3 separate regions of the Mus musculus genome follow, and all the other regions are linked to region 3. A link is a loop called in an ENCODE intact Hi-C map of the cell type or tissue named here. Cell type or tissue: heart. All regions are shown on one strand. Each heading gives the region's core, and the rest is flanking DNA. Links, peaks and the distances in the headings are about the cores only.

Region 1 (5,000 bases), core at 1-5,000, 210 kb after region 3:
CCTCTCACTCTCTAGGCACTCACCAGACACACTGATATGACTGGCTGGGGGACTGAACCCCACGGGGGTGAGGAGAAAAGCTGCCTCCCACTGACTATACTGGATAAGCTGTTTGCACTTGGGGTTAACTCTTCTAGCTGGGTCACACCCAATCCTGATCCTTCCCCCAAACACCCCTCTTGGAAAGTCTGCGCTCACTGCTCAGTTGGCCAGAGCAGTGTTGCTGCCTGCAGCTCAGGGGCACCAAGGCAGCAGCACTATAGAGATGAGATCGGGGCAGACTTGGAAGTACATCGTACAGGCTCACACGGACCTGGTGGTGCAGCCTGTGACCCAGGCTTGTCAGGAAGCTTGAGACAGGAGGACAGCATGTTAAAGGCCTCCCTGAGTTCCTGAGTGAGTTTAGGACTAGCCCGGGCGACTCAGTAAGGGCCTATCTCAAAACACAAATTAAGAGGAGGACACAGGATGTAGCTCAGTGGTACAGTTTACCTACTGTGTACAAGCTTGAGACTCAGTCACTATAACTAACTGGACAGGCAGGTGGGGGACAGGAAGAATGTTATTCTTAAGGGACCAGGCTGGATTTGGGGCTTAGGGTAGGCACACTACCAACAGCATTGGAGATACGAACCAATAATACAGACGTGGGTCACATGATTACATAAAATGAACAATCATTGACCAAGGGGCCCTCAAAATGTCATCTGAGCTTGGAGAAGAAATGAAGAGAAGACACGTGGGAATATGGCTACTTTTCTTTTTTTACTTTGAACATTAGCATGAAGTTGGTTACCGTACACATCCAAAGGCCCAGCATGTTGGGGGGAAAAAATCATTAAATGGCACACCTTGTACCAGAGTCTCAATAAGAATAAAATATACAATGCTACATTGAGTGGTTAAAAATACACAAAAAAGTAGTTTTAACAATCTATAAATTTTTATACTTAAAATCATGATTGAGTTGAAATTAAAAAAAAGTGCATTTCCATTGCTAAAAAAATAATATTGGTAGAGTTAACACAGGGAAGCATATCATCACGCCGGGGGTCTGACAGGATGCTAGGGAAAAGATGGCTAAGGGAAGCCAGGCATCTGGACCAGTTCAGAGCCCACCTGGCTCCACCCACCATGCGGCCAGCTCCCTGGGCCAAGCCCTCCTCTCCCTCCTTCCCATCCTAGTAAGACTCTGTCCTGCCCACCACTCACCCCCACCCACAACTGAAGGCCCAATGACCTTCTTTACAGCACCCCTCACCGTCCCAGCTTGACCTTCAACGCCCTCTACAGAGGTAAGGATTCCAGATTAGACGTAGTCTTAAACCTTCTTGACCTTGCAGGCAGGACTGGAACCAAGCAGTTCCTGCCTTCTTACACTCCTCCGGACGAACATTCAACAGCAAGCTTTGTAAACCTAAGGCTAAGGATTCCTGGCAAGAACACTGGACTTCCTTTAAGAAATGAGAAAGTGCAAGTGACCTCAGGACTGTGGGGACACCCGGACACCTGCTATCTACCCTGGTCACTGCTTCCCTTCCACTTCTGCCTGGGCTGGAATTACAAGGACCCCCCGACTGGCACTGCACAGACTCTTGCTGGGGGAAAGGACCAGGAGAAAATCAGCAGGAGGCCCTTCCACAGGAAAATGCTTCCTGACCCTGCAAGGTAAACAGCCTCAGGCCTGTGCTTTCCTGAGTGGATAGCCAACTGTTCCTCTGGAGACACTGCAAAGGACGCATTCAATATTCCCCGAGAGCTGAAGAGGGCCAGGAGCCCAAAGACAAGGAACCTGTGCAGAGAGAGGGCCAGGCCTGCTCTGGGAGACCTTCCTACCCACCTGGAGCAGAAAAAGTGAGAGAGCGTGTGCTTACACATGAGAGGTCCCCACTGCTGTCACAGATGTGATAGGGCAGACTGGGCTGCAATGGGAGGGTGGAAACAGGGAGGAGGGTCACCTTTAGTTCTGCGTTTAGTAAACAATGGAGCCTTTATGATAAGGGCTAGCTTTCGGTTTCATGGAACCAATATTAACAAAGGCTTGCTGGTTATGATGCCTGACGAGCCACATGGACCTCAGACACAGGACCCCATCTCTGCTCACATCACCAGGCCTGAGTAACTGCTCAACTTAGTGATCGTGAAAATGTTTTAGTCAAATCCAATCAGTGAGCCAAGAGGTAGCCCAGAAGAGACTTAAAAGCTAAGAAGAAAGTACTTTATCGCCCCGTATGGCCAAAACAAGTACTGCAGAGGAAACAAAAACCCAAAACAACCCTCACCCCTACTCCCAACCCCTCATATTCTGGAAGATAATTCACCTGGTTTTTTGAGGCCACATATCTAGCAATACAATTTGAGAAGTAAACACAGACATTACACTACACCATTTATTTCTTTCCAACTTAACTCAAGTGAGTGATCATGTGTATTTTCCAATGCAGCCAGAGTCACAGAGCCTACTCGGGGTGTGATGGAGACCCTGTTTCTGGCTCCCTGGCTCCCTACATGGTAAGGCAGATGGAGAGGCTGTGCTCGTTCACGGGAGCCAGAGACACAGAAACAAGCCACTGCTCTCTTTTCAGACCCATACAGGCAGGCTCTTGACTCGACTGAAACCATCCGATTTCCTTTTGACATTAAACAAAGCCCCAGCTTCCCTCCCTTTTTGAGCATCTCCATCACCTATAAAATCATTTTCGAGTAATCTGCCATATCCCCAATCTCACCAGAGAAGCTCAAATAGGATGAAGGTAAGCTGGGGTTAGTGATGGGGAAACCTCTGAGGGGCAACAACTCTCTTTGATACTTGACCAAAAGTATCCTAATCCAGACACAATAACGCAGCCATCCTTCTCGAAGGGTATGGGTCTTCCCAGTGACAGGTGACTATGGCTCTTCGCTATCCAAACGCCCGGGACACTGGAGAAAAAGGAACCGATTCAAAGCACCCAGTTCCCAAGACTGACCGCAGCGGCAAACATGGAGGGTCCTTTAGACACTTGGGAATGATTTCTGCACCACAGACTCTACCTCTTCCAGTGTGCATGCCGCTCTCAATCCAAACAGCCAGTGGGGCATTCCAATGTCTTGACTTCTGTATTTTCAACCCAATTCTCACAATTTGGTATTGTCCCACCCACTGGCATCCTGTCTGTTCACAGACAAAAAAAAGGATGAAAAATTTATCAACAGCCGCCTTTCAAGTCTCCCACGGTGTGCGACCATCAATCAGTCTTGGGTGCCTGGGTACTAATAACTGGAAGGAAAGATGCAAGAGACTGTAAGTCAGAAAGCAAAGCTTTTGACTCAGGTCAGGATACTCTAATTAGTGTTCATTTGCCTAAAAAAAAAAAAAAAAAAAAATCCTGTTTCCTCACCGAAAGAGCTCATCTGTTTTTGCTTTAGGAGGGAACTATCAACCCATTACACAGCACAAACTTTAATTTGGGACACGAGAGACCAGCCAGTTGCTAAAGTAATCTTTACAGTGAAGTGCACATACTACACACAGAGCACACATCAGCTTCCTTTTTCCTCCGTCTTTCATACATTAGACATCAATCACACTTTGTAAATGACGTAATGGGGCTTACAAGGGGGACAGGTGGCTGATGAGAGAGAGGGGCTGATCAAAAATCAAGAAAGGAATTTGTTAACCCCAGAGAGCACTTTTCTCCTCCTATGACTAGGCTAGCCACTGGAAGAACCAAGTGTTACGCGATGCTATGTGCGCCCCAGCGGCAGCTCGCGCTCCTTTAGTTTGAAGGGTAGGTACTCAGGAAGACTTCATCAGATGAGAAAAAGATGACCCAGAGATGCACTGGGTGACCTTTGATTTTTAAGGGAACCGTCGGTCTGTGGTGAAAGACTAGAAGGTGAAGGACAAATGGCTCTAGTCCAGAAGTGGTGTGGGTGGGGGAATAAGATACAAAGAAGCTACAAAGGTGACCCTGCCGTGAATGACAGGGCAACAATACACAACTGTGTTCACAATTCCTAGCCAGGTGTTAGAGTTTGTAGTTAAGCCCTTGGGAAGAGGGTGAATTCCGATGCTCAGGAGAACGACTCAATCAGAGGTAGGATTCAGACCGGGACAGAGGCTCCAGGACATGGGCTTTTTTGAAGGCACTCGAGAGCAGAGTGATGAGAGTAAAGCTGCGTAGACAGTAGGAGATCAGACGGCCAGGTACTCAGGTCTCTGTGCTACAGTAACAGAAACAACTCCAGGGACGCTGTCCCGACACATCAACCAGAAGCCCTGAGTTAACAGGGTGGAGAGAGACCCACTTTATAACAACACAGCCTCTACTAAGGGAACAAAAAGGAAGAGTTTGTTTTCAGAATATGTAGGTCTGCACAGTAGTTTTGAATTAAACGTAATGTTTTTGAATGATATGGCATCTGGTTCTTTAAACAAATTTACTGAAGCTGGAGAGCTACAAAGTTGCTCTTTGAAGCAACTTGAGGAAAATTCTCAGAGGAATCTGACTTTCCTTGGAGTCTTGGAAAAGCTGTCCCCTAAGAGGGAAAGGTCTGATTATAAGTCTATAAACAGGCCTAGCGGGTACAAAAGTATTCAGCTGTGAAGGTGAACGGACACACTGGCGACTTTTATGGCTTCCACAGAGAGTGCAGTGGGGACCTCTGGGCTGCTTTAGCGAGGTAGTTCCGGGTTGGAAGGTCAGCATTGCTTCCCAAGACTGTAGGTTAGCTAGTGAGCTGTTATTGCATAACAATGCCACTGTTTCTAATGGCTTATGACCCTTTATTCCTGAAAAAGAAAAAAAAAAAATGGAGAGAGCGAGAACTCCTGGGAATTTTCTACCTTGGTTTTAAGTAGAGAAAAACCTTAAACCTGGTGACTCTTTGCTCAGGGTTAGAAGTTTAAGAATCCCAGCTGATTTTTTTTTAGTTGATAAAATGGTTAGCTCTAACATACTCTCTCTTCTCATGGCATGCTACACATGCGGAACAGCATCAAAATCTCTAGCATGTGG
Region 2 (5,000 bases), core at 1-5,000, 100 kb after region 3:
GCACATCAAGGCCAACTGAAAAGCAGTCATCCACAAATAAAATCTATACAGCCATTGTCTAGGGCTAAGGTTAGGAAAATTGGGAGCAACTGCTTTTTACGAAGAGCTGCCACGGGTTGCTGAGATGTCTCCATCCCGGCTGACTACAGGCTGTCCCTGTCATTGTGTGCTGTGTGACTGTACAGCTGAGCCATCTCTCCAGTGGTTCAGTTTTTTAAAAACTAACTTTGAGTTGCGAGCCTTCCTAGCAGGTTTTTGGTTAGGGTTTATTGCTGTGCTAACACCATGACCAAAAGCATCTTCGAAAACAGAGGGCTTATTTCAGCCTAAGGTTTCACATCATAGCTCACTCATCAAAGCCAACGCAGGAACTGAAAGCAGGAACCCAAGTGGAAGCCATGGAAGTACGCTGCTTACTGCCTTGCTTTTTCTCTTCAAACTGTACACTTTTGTATTTCTTTTTGCCCGATTGTTCTTTTTCATTATAAACCAGCTGAAGAGTGCTTAATAATAACCATATGACAGAGTCGGTATTAAGCTGTCTTGAAATCTCCTCTGCTGAAGAAATTAGTTCATTACTTTTAACTTTGCTTCAGGCAGGTTCTTAGAACGAGGGCAGAAAGCAGACTTTGCCAAATCGTCCCAAGGACCGGCTCTAGCCCAGTTGCTAATATTGTTCCCCTCTGAAACCTCTTGAGCCAGACCTCCACAATCCACATAGCTCTCAGCACTGTCGTCTTCCAGCCTCCTACTAGGATGGCCCATTAAGCTCTGCATACAGCATTTAACCACTTTCCTAGTTCAATGTCCCCCCTAATTTTCCACATTCCTTCAAAAATATGGTCAGGTATGTCATATCCCATGAACATGATACCAATCTCGGTCTTAGTTACTTTTCTATGGCTGTGATAAAACACTATGACCAGGGCAACTGAGAAAAGTGTTTATTTGTGCTTAAGTTCCAGAGGGTTAGAGTCCCTGGTGGCAGAGCAAAGGCATGGTGGCAGGAACAGCTGAGTGCTGCATCTTTTTTGTTTGTTTGTTTTTTGTTTTTATTTGTTTGTTTTTCAGGACAGGGTTTTTTGTATAGCCCTGGCTGTCCTGGAACTCACTTTGTAGACCAAGCTGGACTCTAACTCAGAAATCTGCCTGCCTCTGCCTCCCGAGTGCTGGTATTAAAGGCGAGCGCCACCACACCCGGCATGAGTGCTGCATCTTAAAAGCAAGAGGCAGAGAGCACACTGGGGAGGGTGAGGAGCTGTTTTTTTTTGTTTGTTTGTTTTTGTTTTTCGAGACAGGGTTTCTCTTTATAGCCCTGACTGTCCTGGAACTCACTCTGTAGACTAGGCTGGCCTCGAACTCAGAAATCTGCCTGCCTCTGACTTCCGAGGGTGTGGAGCTTTTGAAGCCTCAAAGCCTGGCACAGTGACACACTTCCTGCAGCTAGGCTACACCTCCTAATCCTTCCCAAACAGTTCCACCGACTGCAGACCAAGAATTCAAATATATGAGCCCTGGGAGGCTGTTCCCATCCAAACTGCCACACAGGGTCAAGGTGAAGGCCGTGGGATGAGTCAGAGACAAACTTTTTTTTAAAAGACTTTATTTATTATTATAGTAAGTACACTGTAGCTATCTTCAGACACACCAGAAGAGGGAGTCAGATCTTGTTACGGATGGTTGTGAGCCACCATGTGGTTGCTGGGATTTGAACCCTGGACCTTCGGAAGAACAGTCGGGTGCTCTTACCCACTGAGCCATCTCACCAGCCCCCAGAGAGACAAACTTTTTGTTTGTCTCTTTTGATACAAGATCTCTCACTACTGCACCCTGACCAGCCTAGAATTTGCTCTGTAGCTTCAAACTCAGACAGCAGAGAGCTGGAACCAAAGACATGTGCCACCAAACTGAGCTACAATAAACATTTTAAAACCACTTAAACAGTGATGGTACCTAGTTGATGATGGATAAAATCCTCAGCCAAGGAGTTGTACTCCAATAAGAGAAAAAAACCCAGATCCAAAGCCTGGAAAACTCCCTCAGATGTCAGAGGGTAGAGGACCAGGAGTGAGTGACAGACAGATGTCAGTAGCAACTGCAGCAGGGAGCAAGGCAAAGTGCCATGTTGTGGCATAACTGTTGTGCCAGCTATTTGGGGGGTGGCAGTGTGTGTGGCAGGAGACAGAAGGATCTTTTCAGCTCTGGAGTTCAAGGCTGCTCTGGGCAACATAGTGAGACCTCAGAGACCTTGTTGAAAGAGGAGGAGGAGGAAGAAGAGGAAGAGAAAGAGAAGAAGGAGGAGGAGAAATAATAATCTCTCTCTCTCTCTCTCTCTCTCTCTCTCTCTCTCTCTCTCTCTCTCTCTCTCTCTCTCTCTCCCTCTCCCTCTCTCTCTATGACAAGAGTTTCTCTGTGTAGCCCTGACTGTTTTGGAACTCACTCTTAGACCAGGCTGGCCTAGAACTCACAGAGATCTGACTGCCTCTGCCTCCCGACTACTGGGATAAAAGGTATGCGCCACCACTGCTCGGCTCTAGAAGAAGTCTCAATGAACAATGTTCCCTAAAGAGAAAGAGATGTTTGCAGGAATGAATCCTTTAAATCCATGAGTCTTTAGGTCTTGAGGGGAAACGTGGGGGAAGGGCGTAGCTGTATCTATTACCTTTACAACCAGCCTTATCCTGTCCTAGCTCGCTCTGCCCCCTGCTGGCCATCCTGAGTACTTGCCTTTCCTGTGAATGGATTTTTCTCCATCCGTGGCATTTAGAATCTTTCAGGGTTTAGAGGATGGGAGACTAAGGAGTTACAGTCAGGTGGGAATAACGTTTTATTGGGTAGGATAAAGGGCTTCTAGAGATGGATAGGGATGGCTGACAGCTGTACAACAATATGTGTGTGCTTCTAATGTCATGTCTAGGTCATCCTGAAAGCTTCTCTGGGGACACTGAACACCCTTGCTGATGTGCCAGATGATGAGGTTCAGGGCAGAGGCCAGAGGCAGCTGACCATTTCCACCAGACATCGGAAGGTCCTGAATTTCATCCTTCAGCATGTGACGTACACCAGCACAGAGTACTATCTCCACAAGGTGGACACAGGTCTGTCTTCTGATCACAAACTGCTGGAAAAGAGCATCACTCCCTCTCAAAACCTTCCCCCAGGACGCTTCCTGTGTGCGCCCTCTCAAAACCTTCCCCCAGGACGCTTCCTGTGTGCGCCCTCTCAAAACCTTCCCCCAGGATGCTTCCTGTGTGCGCCCTCTCAAAACCTTCCCCCAGCATGCTTCCTGTGTGCCAGTTTCTGAGCCTCGACAATTACCTGCCTATTTACTGCACCCAATAGAGTCCCCCACTGCCACTGACCCCAGAGCGACTTGAGAAAGATCCCTGACACTGCTCACCTTGCACACATGAACACAAAGCCAGTGTCCTGCCACTGTGGCCAATACCCAAGACAGCATAGAAAAAGAAAGGCTCTGGCTCACAGCCTTGGAGGCTCCATTCCGTGGTGACTCGGCCCTTGTGGCGAGGCAGCATAGTATGGTAAAGCTTCCTACTTTACAGCTAGGAAGCGGCTGATCCTACTGTCACCTTAAAGGCATTCCCAAAGGGACCTGAACACCTCCCATCATATCCTAGTTTCTAAGGGATCCACCTCCTAGTGTCACAACAGTGGCTTATGCCTACACTATACCGACCTTTAGGGACACTGATCCAAACCACAGTACCATCCCATTCTGTCTGTTACTGATGGAGTTTTGTTTTGCTTGATACAGGCTCGTAGATAGCCCAGGCTAGCTTCAGACTCTGAACTTGTGTGTCTCCAGTTTCTACCCCCTATGCACTGGGATAACAGTCAAATGAACCTCTAAGTACAGTTTATGTGGTGCTGGGAATCAAATCCAGGCCCTTCTGTGTGGTAGACAACCACGCTGCCAAGCCAGTTACATACCTAGTCTTATTGTTTCTTGAGATGCTCTCGCGTAAGCCAGGATTTTCCAAACTCTCTTACATGTTTGTGGCTGGCTTGCCTTGAGCTCCAGATTCCCCCTTTCTTCTCTCAAGCTTTGGGGTTACAGGTGTGTACACCCCGCACTCTGTTATTTTTTTGTTTGTTTATAAGTTCATCCATTTGTTGAGGCAGGATCTTGTATGTGTCTCAGGCTGGCCTCAAATTCTCAATTCCTATGCCTCAGGCTCCATAATGTCGAAATCACAGCCATACATCACTATGTTTGGCTGGCCTTATCCAGTCCTGTTAGCTGTTCTCTGCAGCTATTTATTTCACTTATTTTATTAGTGGGGGGGGGGCATGAACATTTCACAGTAGTCATATGGAAGTCAGAAGTCACCTTGGAGGGGTTTGTTCTCTCCTACCACATGAATCCCAGGGATCAAACTCAGGCCATTGGGTTTAGCAGCAAGCCCCTTTACCTGCTGAGCCACTTTGACGACCCCTCTGGAACTTTTAAAGCTGCTTCAGCTTCTGTTGAGGTGGCGACTCTTGCCTAACCAGTGTGTGCATCAATATCTCGTGAGCATTCCTGCAGAGAGAGAATGTGGCCAGTTTCAAGGATATGAACTTGTCTTTCCAACCCCCCCACACCCATTACAGAAACTCCTGGGAGGACAAATCTTACCACCCTCACTTTTTGTCTTTTCCTTTGTGAGTTGCTCCACGGCACAGCAACGGGGGGGGGGGGGGAAGAAATGTAATATGCACAAATGAAAGTTCAGCTTGGCTGGTAGAGTACTTGCCTAGCAATGCACAGAGCCATGGGTTCGAGACCCAGCATCATATGAAATTGGGCATGGGAGTGCTATGCCTAAGACCCTAGCACTTGGGAGGTGGAATCAGAGGCTAGCGGTCCTAGGTTATCCTTCATAGCTATAGTAAGCATCCTCTCCACCTTCAGATTTTAAGGCATTTCCCTTCAGAAAATGAGCCTGTGTTCTAAGGTACAGTGGGTACTACTGTCCTGGTCTTGTCATTGGAGTCAT
Region 3 (7,926 bases), core at 1,276-6,275:
CTGCATCGCAAGGCTGCTTAGAGCCACCCACCCTTAACTCTGGTTCCAGGGTATCTGAGACCCCAGAGCCTCACCACCTCATCATACGTGTTCAGCACTTACATGTGTGCAGGCTTATACACGTAAAATGAACAATCTTTTAAAAAAGAGAACTCTGAAAATCTTATATCCATTTTTTGGGGGGTGGGTGGGTGTTGGTTTTTCCAGACAGGGTTTCTCTGTGTAGCCCTGGCTGTCCTGGAACTCACTTTGTAGACCAGGCTGGCCTTGAACTCAGAAATCTGCCTACCTCTGCCTCCCAAGTGCTGGGATTAAAGGCGTGTGCCACCCATTGCCCGGCTAAATCTTAAATCCTTAAAAGAACAGGTAGAGTATCAGGATGATTGTTCTGAGTTGGAGGCTAGTCTGGGCTACAGAGTATAACTCACAGGAAAAAAAAATGGGGGTCGGACTGCACTGGGAGTATAGCTAGAATCCCAAAGCCCTGACCTCGATACCTAGGACCCTGTAGAACCGAACATTGTAGCTCATCTTTGCCTGTAATTCCAGTGTATAGAAGTTCATTTCAAAACCAAAACAGAAGATAATATTATCTTAATTGGTGTTTCTAGTATGCTAGAAAAATGGCCTTTCAACAAAATGTAAAACTATACATCTGGAAAACTAGATCTGCTTCAGGCTGGGTATAGTGAGTCGTGCTTTTAATCCCAGCACCACCCAGCACACCCAGGCCGAGGCAAGCCTGGTCTACATAGGGCAGCTAGGGCTATGCAGAAAAAACAGGTCTCAAAAAGCAAACGAAACCCAAAACAAAAAAGTAGATGGAGTTTTGGTTCTACTCCTGGCTTTGGCGTTCAGTGATTATGAAATGCAGACAGGATACTCATGGCGTATTTTAATCTCGGCCCTGGGCTGTCAAACAAAGCCGCCGGTAGCACATTTCTATAAAATGAACACAGTTCTATAAAATGGACCCGGGAGAGATACTCCTAATCCCAAGCACCCCCATGTGTGTATACGATGTGATGGGTGTATGGCGGTGTGATGGGTGTATGGCGGTGTGATGGGTGTATGGCGTTGTTCTTTTGTCTCTCTGCCTCTTTAAATCTCTCCTGGCATATTTCCCCTGCTTGGCCTCCCTGTCCTCACATCCCCAGGTGTCCTCACATCCCCAGGTGAATTTCCTGGTTAGCAGGAGTCTGTTGAGCTGCCCTCCAGGCTGGATCTCTGAGGGTCAGAGCGAGCAGAGAACAGGGGAAAGCTGTTTGCACTTAGGAACCATTTTGGCTGTTCTAACCATTGCCTTTAATGGCCACTGCTGGCGGCGCTATAGCTGCTAGAGGGTCAGGGCAGCTGGTTCTCTCTCCTTGCTGGAGCTGGGCTTGGCCCTCCCGGCACTAAGAGTGCTTAGGTGTGGTGCCCTTTTACCTATAGGACATAACCACTACTCAGCCTGGCCTTGGTAGACCCGGGTTTATTGGAGCAGGGTCAATGTAGCAGAGATGGAGGAGTGGAAGACTTTCTTTCTCTGTCATTGTGAACACATTTATTTAGATTCAGCAATGACTGTCACCGCCCCTTCCACTCTACCTCCAGGTCTCCTTTAGAATACTGTCAGGGGCTTGCTGGACTTAGCTCCCACCAGGAGAAACCCCTGGGAAGTGTGAGTTGTGCTCCCACTCATCAGGAGCTCTAAGCCAGCTCAACCTTCCTCACGCTGGGACCTTTAATACAGGTCCTAAGGTTGTGCTGACCTCCAACCACAACATTATTTTTGTTGCTACTTCGTAGCTAGTTTTGCTACAGTTATGAACCGTAATGTTCTGTCCTGATATCAGCTCCTAGGCGACCCCTGTGAAAGGGTAGGTAAGTAAGTAGGGTCTGTGGATCCCCAAAGAGTTGTAAGCCACAGATTTAGAGCCACTGTAAGCCCTCAGCACACCAGCCTAACGCAGCCAACTCTGGGCCTCTCATAGGTGGGATGAGTAAGTTATCCAAAGGGGTTGTAATGTAAGCAAGGGAATTTAGGTTACAGGTCCCAGCAGTGCCCTGTGCGGTTTGGGCCTGAAAGGAATTAGGTAGCACCAGGCTCAGTGGAAAGCCAGGCTTAGAAGACAAAGGTCCTCTTCCAGGCTATCCCCTTGGGTTTTAATCAGGGCTGGGGGCTTTGCTGAGAAGGAAGTCTGGGAGGAGCCTAGAGTGGGTTCCCAGGATGGGGTGTGTATGCCCTAGAGGGTGAGGGAGGGCTGCTGGGATGTCTTTCTTTCATTGGTTGGGTAGACCTGCCCTCCTCCCCCTCCCGCTCCTGGAACATTCCAGACATTCCAGCCAATCTGCCTGCCATTGCTTTCTGGATATGGATTAACAAACATCCTTGCAGAGATTAGATTTCACTGCTACCACCCTGCTCCTGCCATACTGAATAGAAGGCCCCAAATCAGAGTTTGGACAGGCAAGTCTTGGCCTTTGACCTGGGATTGCACTAATGGGTTCTTTCAAACTAGGCTCCTGTTCTGGGGTTGCTGTATGCCTTGTTTCTTCCTAGGCAGGCTGCCTTCATCTCCCCTCTATCCAGAAGGACTTCCTGGGGGGAGGTGTCCGGGGCTGGGCACTGTTCATTTTCTCCCAGATTCTTCACCCATCTGAACATACTCGGTGTATCTATTTGGTTAGCAAAGGTGTTTTGTGAGAAACCCTTACCAGGGAGATCCAAAGCTGCCTTTTGGCCAGTCCTTGGATCTGGTACCTGGTGGAATGGGGTCTAAGGACTCAGCAATGGGCTTGTTGGCTTCCCGTGTGTGTCTGACACAGAGCACGCCTCACGCCGCTGGACCGGGTGTTGACTTTGTGGTTCTCCTGCCAGTACTGTGGGTGCTGGGATTACAGAGGGTCGACAGGCTTATCTATCCGTGCAGTCCTGGGACTTGAGCGCAGGACTTTGTGTCTGCTAGACAAATGCTGTACTCGTGGAGTTATGTCTGTCTGTCTTCCCCTCCTCTTCTATCACTGCAACGCCACCTTCCGACTGGCCTACTGTTCTATAGACTGGCCTGTGCGTGCATCAGTCCTGCTTTAGCCTGGAATCATGGCTCAAGCCTCCAGACTCAGCTGACTGTTTCCAATCCTCACTGTATCTACTCTAACTTTGTTAGGTCAAGTTCACAAACCACCAAGGTTTTCCTTCAAACAGATCCACCTTTCCTTTAGCTTTTTATTATTTCTTTTTCAAGATAGGATTTCTCTGTATAACCTTTGCTATCCTGGGACTCATTGTGTAAACCAGGCTGGCCTCGAACTCAGAGATCTGCCTGCCCCTGCCTCTTGAGTGCTGAGTTTGAGGAGGAAGAGGTTGGGTTTGGGTCAGGGGTGACATAGCTAAAGGAGCCGGGGACACCACTGCTCCACTCTTTTAGCTATGTCATTCCCAGATTTTCCCTGCTGTAGCTTGTCAACAAGGAGTTGTCGCTCTCAGAATTTCAGACTCAGTGGATCACAGAGACCCTTCTATTTTACACTAGACCCTGCTTTGGTAGGGACTGCCTAGGACAACTAAGGCCAACACACCCACTGTTAGGGCCTTGCATTCCTTTTTGCTTGCCCCACCCCACAGCTTGATGCCAGCTCTTCTGGTAGCCCACTGAGCATACGTGACTCAGCATTCTCTCACCTTGGGTACACTACACCGGTATTTTGCCTTCCTGTATGCCTGTGTGCCTTGTGCATGCAGTGCCTGTAGGGGCCAGAAGAGGGCATCTGATCCCCCTCATTATAGAAGGTTGTAACTCATCCTGGGCCTGGTGGCAATTAAATCCTGCTCCTCTAGAAGAGCTCCCAGTACTCTAAACCGCTGAGCCATCTCTCCAACGCCCTGGATCTCCGCCCTGGATCTCGTCTTTGAACTAAAGGTTTGTACGGGATCAAAGACACACAGAGATCTAAATGACAATTGACTAACCCATCAAGTCAATCTAAATGTCTTAAGCTCAGAGATTAAGGTATTGATTTGGGTGGTGAGCAGACTCTCTGGGTCACTCTGGACCTTAGCCTTGAACCTGCATTCCTCAAGGGAAATCAGTTTTTTCAGAGCCATTTGAAAGCTGGGATGGAGTAAGTATAGTATAGTCACCTGGGAGAAAAAAGGTGGTCCTGATGCTGCGCTGTGTGTTGATCACTCTGGAGAACTTTAGCCATTCATAGATGCATCTATTGTTACACTTTAAGAATTCACCCCAAGTCTTTCCTAAGCGCTTTACAAACACTATCTAATGCCACCTCCCACTTGTGAATGGGGTTTATCCTTGTTGTACAAAGCGGGGGGAGACCAGGTCTCAAAGAACTTAAGTAATCTTCTAATGTGCTAATAAGTGGTTTAGATCCCTAGTTGTGCCAAGGGCTTAACCACTGTACTATTATTATCTTATGCAATTGTTCGCATATATTGTTTCCCTTAATACGATGTGAGCGCCTGGGTCAGGCATTCCGCCACTTTTGTTCATTGCTGTGCCCCAGTCCTGCGAGCAAAGTACAGCTTGAAGTAGGTGCTAGTTAAAGAGGTGTTGGATTAATTAATAGTTACCGTCTTACTTGACTTTGGATTTGCTTTATTTTAAGTACGTATGTGTGGGTATGTAACCAGTGGGTCAGGTGCTGGAGATGAGCTGGGGTTCAAGCAGTTGTGAGCTGCCTCTCACATGGGCTCTAGGAGCGGGACTCCTGTCCTATAAGAGCCCCAAGCACCCTTTCTCTAGCTTCTTGGCTTTGTTTTGATGGAGAGAGAAGTATGGGACCGCTGTAGCAAGCATCAAAACAGTATGTTCGATCTTCTGCTGCCGTTACGCTGAGAACATCTGGTTCCGAGTTCCTCTCTGACGTCCTATTAGTGCTCGGGCTTATAGGGTGAAGCCTTGTTTGCTCGAAAGTCTGCATCCTTACTGGGTTGCTAGTCTGTGTTTCTTTGTTTTTTCCTGAGATGAGGTCTCACTGTTTATTCCGGCTGTCCTGTAATTAACTATGGAGATCAGGTTGGCCTGGAACTCAGAGATCTGCTTGTCTCTGCCTCTTAAGAGCTTGGATTAAAGGCAACTGCTCCCAGTTTAGGTTACTATTTTTAGGGCTGGGGATCTAGCTTGTGCCAGACCATGAATTCAGTCCCTAGCACTGGGGAGGAAGCCACCATCCTATGGTTTTGGTGAACTAACAAGCTGGGACAAGGATTAGAAACTGCCAGGTCATGGGCCCAAAGCATCTGGAATTGTCTAAATCATGTTTTGCCCTTTCTTTTCAGGAGTCGGAAAATACAGATCCGCAATATTCCACCTCAGCTCCGATGGGAAGTAAGTGTTTGGAGAAGTTAATGTACAGGTTTGGTGGAGACTGGTCATGGGACTCTGTCCGACTAAGTTGGTAGAAATAACCAGTCTCCCCTGGGTGTGAGATTAGTAGGGTCTGGGGCCAGAGCCAGTGCATCCCTGCAAACACTGATGATGGCATCAGCATGTAGGGCCCTAAGGGGTGGAGCTTCAGGCCGTCAAAATGTCTAGTTCCTGCTGGTGCCCAGAGCTTTGGGGTAAGGGGTGTTCAGGCCCCAGGATACTCAGACACCTTTTTTCTACCCCTCCAGGTGCTAGATAGCCTGCTGGCTCAGTACGGTACAGTGGAGAACTGTGAGCAAGGTAAGACGGACAAGGAGTTAAGTGGCTTCAGCACCAAGCGATCCTGTGATCAGATCCATTGGGAAGACACACTCCTGCGCATATGCTGGACTCTGGCTCCAGCATTCGTCCTACCGTGTAGAACCATGAAACTGGGCTACTGTGTGATGGGCAGTCTGGACACATTTTTCCTTCTCCTTGTCTTCAATGAGACAGGCTCTCACAGGGTAACCTTGGCTGGCCTGGAACTTGCAATGTAGAGCTTGTAATGTAGATCAGGCTGGCCTCGAACTTAGATTTGACAGCCTCTGCCTCCTGAGTACTAGGATTAAAGCCGTGGACCACCACATCGGGCCTTATTACTCCTTCTCAATAAGGAGTCTCAGTTCCAAGCTTGCAGGAATCACATTTCAGTAATTTGAGAACAGAAATTTGTAGGGGCTGGGTGTTTGAGCTTTTGAGAGGCAGGAACATTTCTGTGTGTTTGAGGCCAGCCGTATGTACTGTTATAGCAGTATATAGAGAGACCTTGTCTTTTTTAAATATTTAATTTTATTTATTTAATAAATGAGTGCTCTCTGCATGTACATCTGCATGCCAGAAGAGGGCATCAGATCCCATTGTAGATGGTTTTGAGCCACCATGTGGTTGTTGGGAATTGAACTCAGGACTTCTGGAAGACCAGGCAGTGCTCTTAACAGCTGAGCCATCTCTCTAGCCTGAGAGATCTTGTCTTTTACAAGGGAAAAACAAAAAACCTCCTTTCTGGGCGTGTTGGTGTTCTCCTTTAATCTCAGCACTTGGGATGAAGAGGCGGGGAATCTCTTCCAGTGTGGGCTGATCTACAGAGTGAGTTCCAGAAGAGCCAGGGCTACACAGAGAAACCTTTTCTTGAAAGAACAAATTAAAAGCAACAACAACAACAAAAATTAATAAAATAAAAGGGATGGGGGTGGGAGAGGGCTGAAGAGATGATGGTTCAGTTACTAAGAGCACTGGTTGTTCTCCCAGAGACCCAGCACCCAGAGGAGGCTCACAGCCATCTGTAATTTCAGTTCCAGAGGATCTGATGCCCTCTTCTGACCTTCAAGGGACTATACAGACAAAACATCTATACACATGAAATCAAAATGAAGGACAAGTTTGAAAAAAGTTTATTCCTTAATAGTTTGGGCAGGCAAAACCTTTTTGAATATTGGGCCCACAGAAGGAGGCATAGGGATCCTGAGTTGTAAAAAGAACAAACTCAGCTGCGGTTTTGATTTTGCTTGTGGTGTCAGGTTTGTTCCAGAGGAAATGAGCTTGGAGTGATTTGGTTGCACACCCCAAGATGAGGTTGTTTTAGATGTTTTTTAAACCATCATGTAGGGACATTACATGTTCCTGGGTATCATGGCCTGCTTAAATTGAGGCAGGCCCGCCAGTCTCCTCAATCACTTCTTAGTGAAAACATTTAACATCTTGTCACCCTCCAAAGTTTGTAGGACAGTGTGGTCTGCTGCTGTCATATCACATAGAAAGGAGTGCTCCTGATGTACTCTTCTGTCTGTCTGTCTGACTGTCACTTGGCCCGGCAGTCAGCTCTCCCAAGCCTCCCTCCTTCCCTGTCGCTCCCTTGGCCATGGGAATTTGTATTCTCCCTTCAGTCAGACTCCTCCCCCTCCCAGTCTTAATTCTCTTTCCCCTACTTTCCTTTTTTTCTGTTGTTTCCTCTCCTTTGCCCTCCTTTCTCACCCTCCACTCCTCCTTCCAGGCTTCATTCTTCCTGGCGGCTTTTATGGTCCTGAGAGTTTCTTACCTTTCAGAACCTGCTTTTTTAATTTAACTGAGTAATCTCTACTTCCCTTTAGTTGTCACAGGATTTCAAATTTTTACGACTAAATAGTATTCCTGTGTGTGCGCTGTGGGTTGGGAAAGGCGCACGACTAGTGCCTTTTTTCCATGTGAACTACACCGCAGCCCACTTGGGAAACTCTTCAAGAAGCAGTAGTTGCTTTGTCTGAGGTCTAAGTGTTCTTTAAACAAAAAAAGATATTTATTATTATATCTAAGTACACTGTAGCTGTCTTCAGACACACCAGAAGAGGACATCTGATCTCATTACAGATGGTTGTGAGCCACCATGTGGTTGCTGGGATTTGAACTCAGGACCTTTGGAAGAGCAGTCAGTGCTCTTAACCACTTGAGCCATCTTTCCAGCCCCTTAAGTGTTCATGTTTAGATTCTTTGTGGGAAGGGGCAAGCTGTACATGCTGGCATTACCTGCCCAGCAGCG

Evidence for each region. Hi-C counts contacts between places; a loop is a spot of excess contacts. Peaks named below come from ENCODE experiments on the same cell type or tissue, not always from the same donor. Only the 100,000 strongest peaks of a DNase experiment are listed, where the experiment ranks them.
Region 1: it touches region 3 in a loop (3-fold over the local background); 4 of 42 quality-filtered maps call a loop at or near these places.
Region 2: a loop joins it to region 3, with 4 times the contacts of the local background. A loop is called at or near these places in 13 of 42 quality-filtered maps.

The regions. Positions count from the first base shown.
Region 1 is chr11:95,768,100-95,773,099 of GRCm38, reverse strand. No RefSeq gene overlaps it. Among named protein-coding and RNA genes, the nearest start is that of Gm38957, 6.2 kb to the left of the region's middle. In heart, for the core only: a CTCF peak has its summit at 2,225; a DNase peak (open chromatin) is centred at 1,239; H3K27ac peaks cover 439 bases.
Region 2 is chr11:95,874,196-95,879,195 of GRCm38, reverse strand. B4galnt2 (beta-1,4-N-acetyl-galactosaminyl transferase 2) reads left to right here. Exons shown (of 11, transcript NM_008081.3): 6 at 2,918-3,098. Among named protein-coding and RNA genes, the nearest start is that of n-TQttg6, 17 kb to the right of the region's middle. In heart, for the core only: a CTCF peak has its summit at 2,720 (motif pointing left); no DNase peak of the experiment used is centred there; H3K4me3 peaks cover 670 bases; H3K27ac peaks cover 299 bases; H3K27me3 peaks cover 970 bases.
Region 3 is chr11:95,977,028-95,984,953 of GRCm38, reverse strand. It overlaps Igf2bp1 (insulin-like growth factor 2 mRNA binding protein 1), which reads left to right. Exons shown (of 15, transcript NM_009951.4): 3 at 5,285-5,333; 4 at 5,621-5,672. Among named protein-coding and RNA genes, the nearest start is that of Mir3063, 18 kb to the right of the region's middle. In heart, for the core only: CTCF peaks have their summits at 3,737 (motif pointing right) and 6,220 (motif pointing right); no DNase peak of the experiment used is centred there; H3K4me3 peaks cover 2,005 bases; H3K27ac peaks cover 2,458 bases.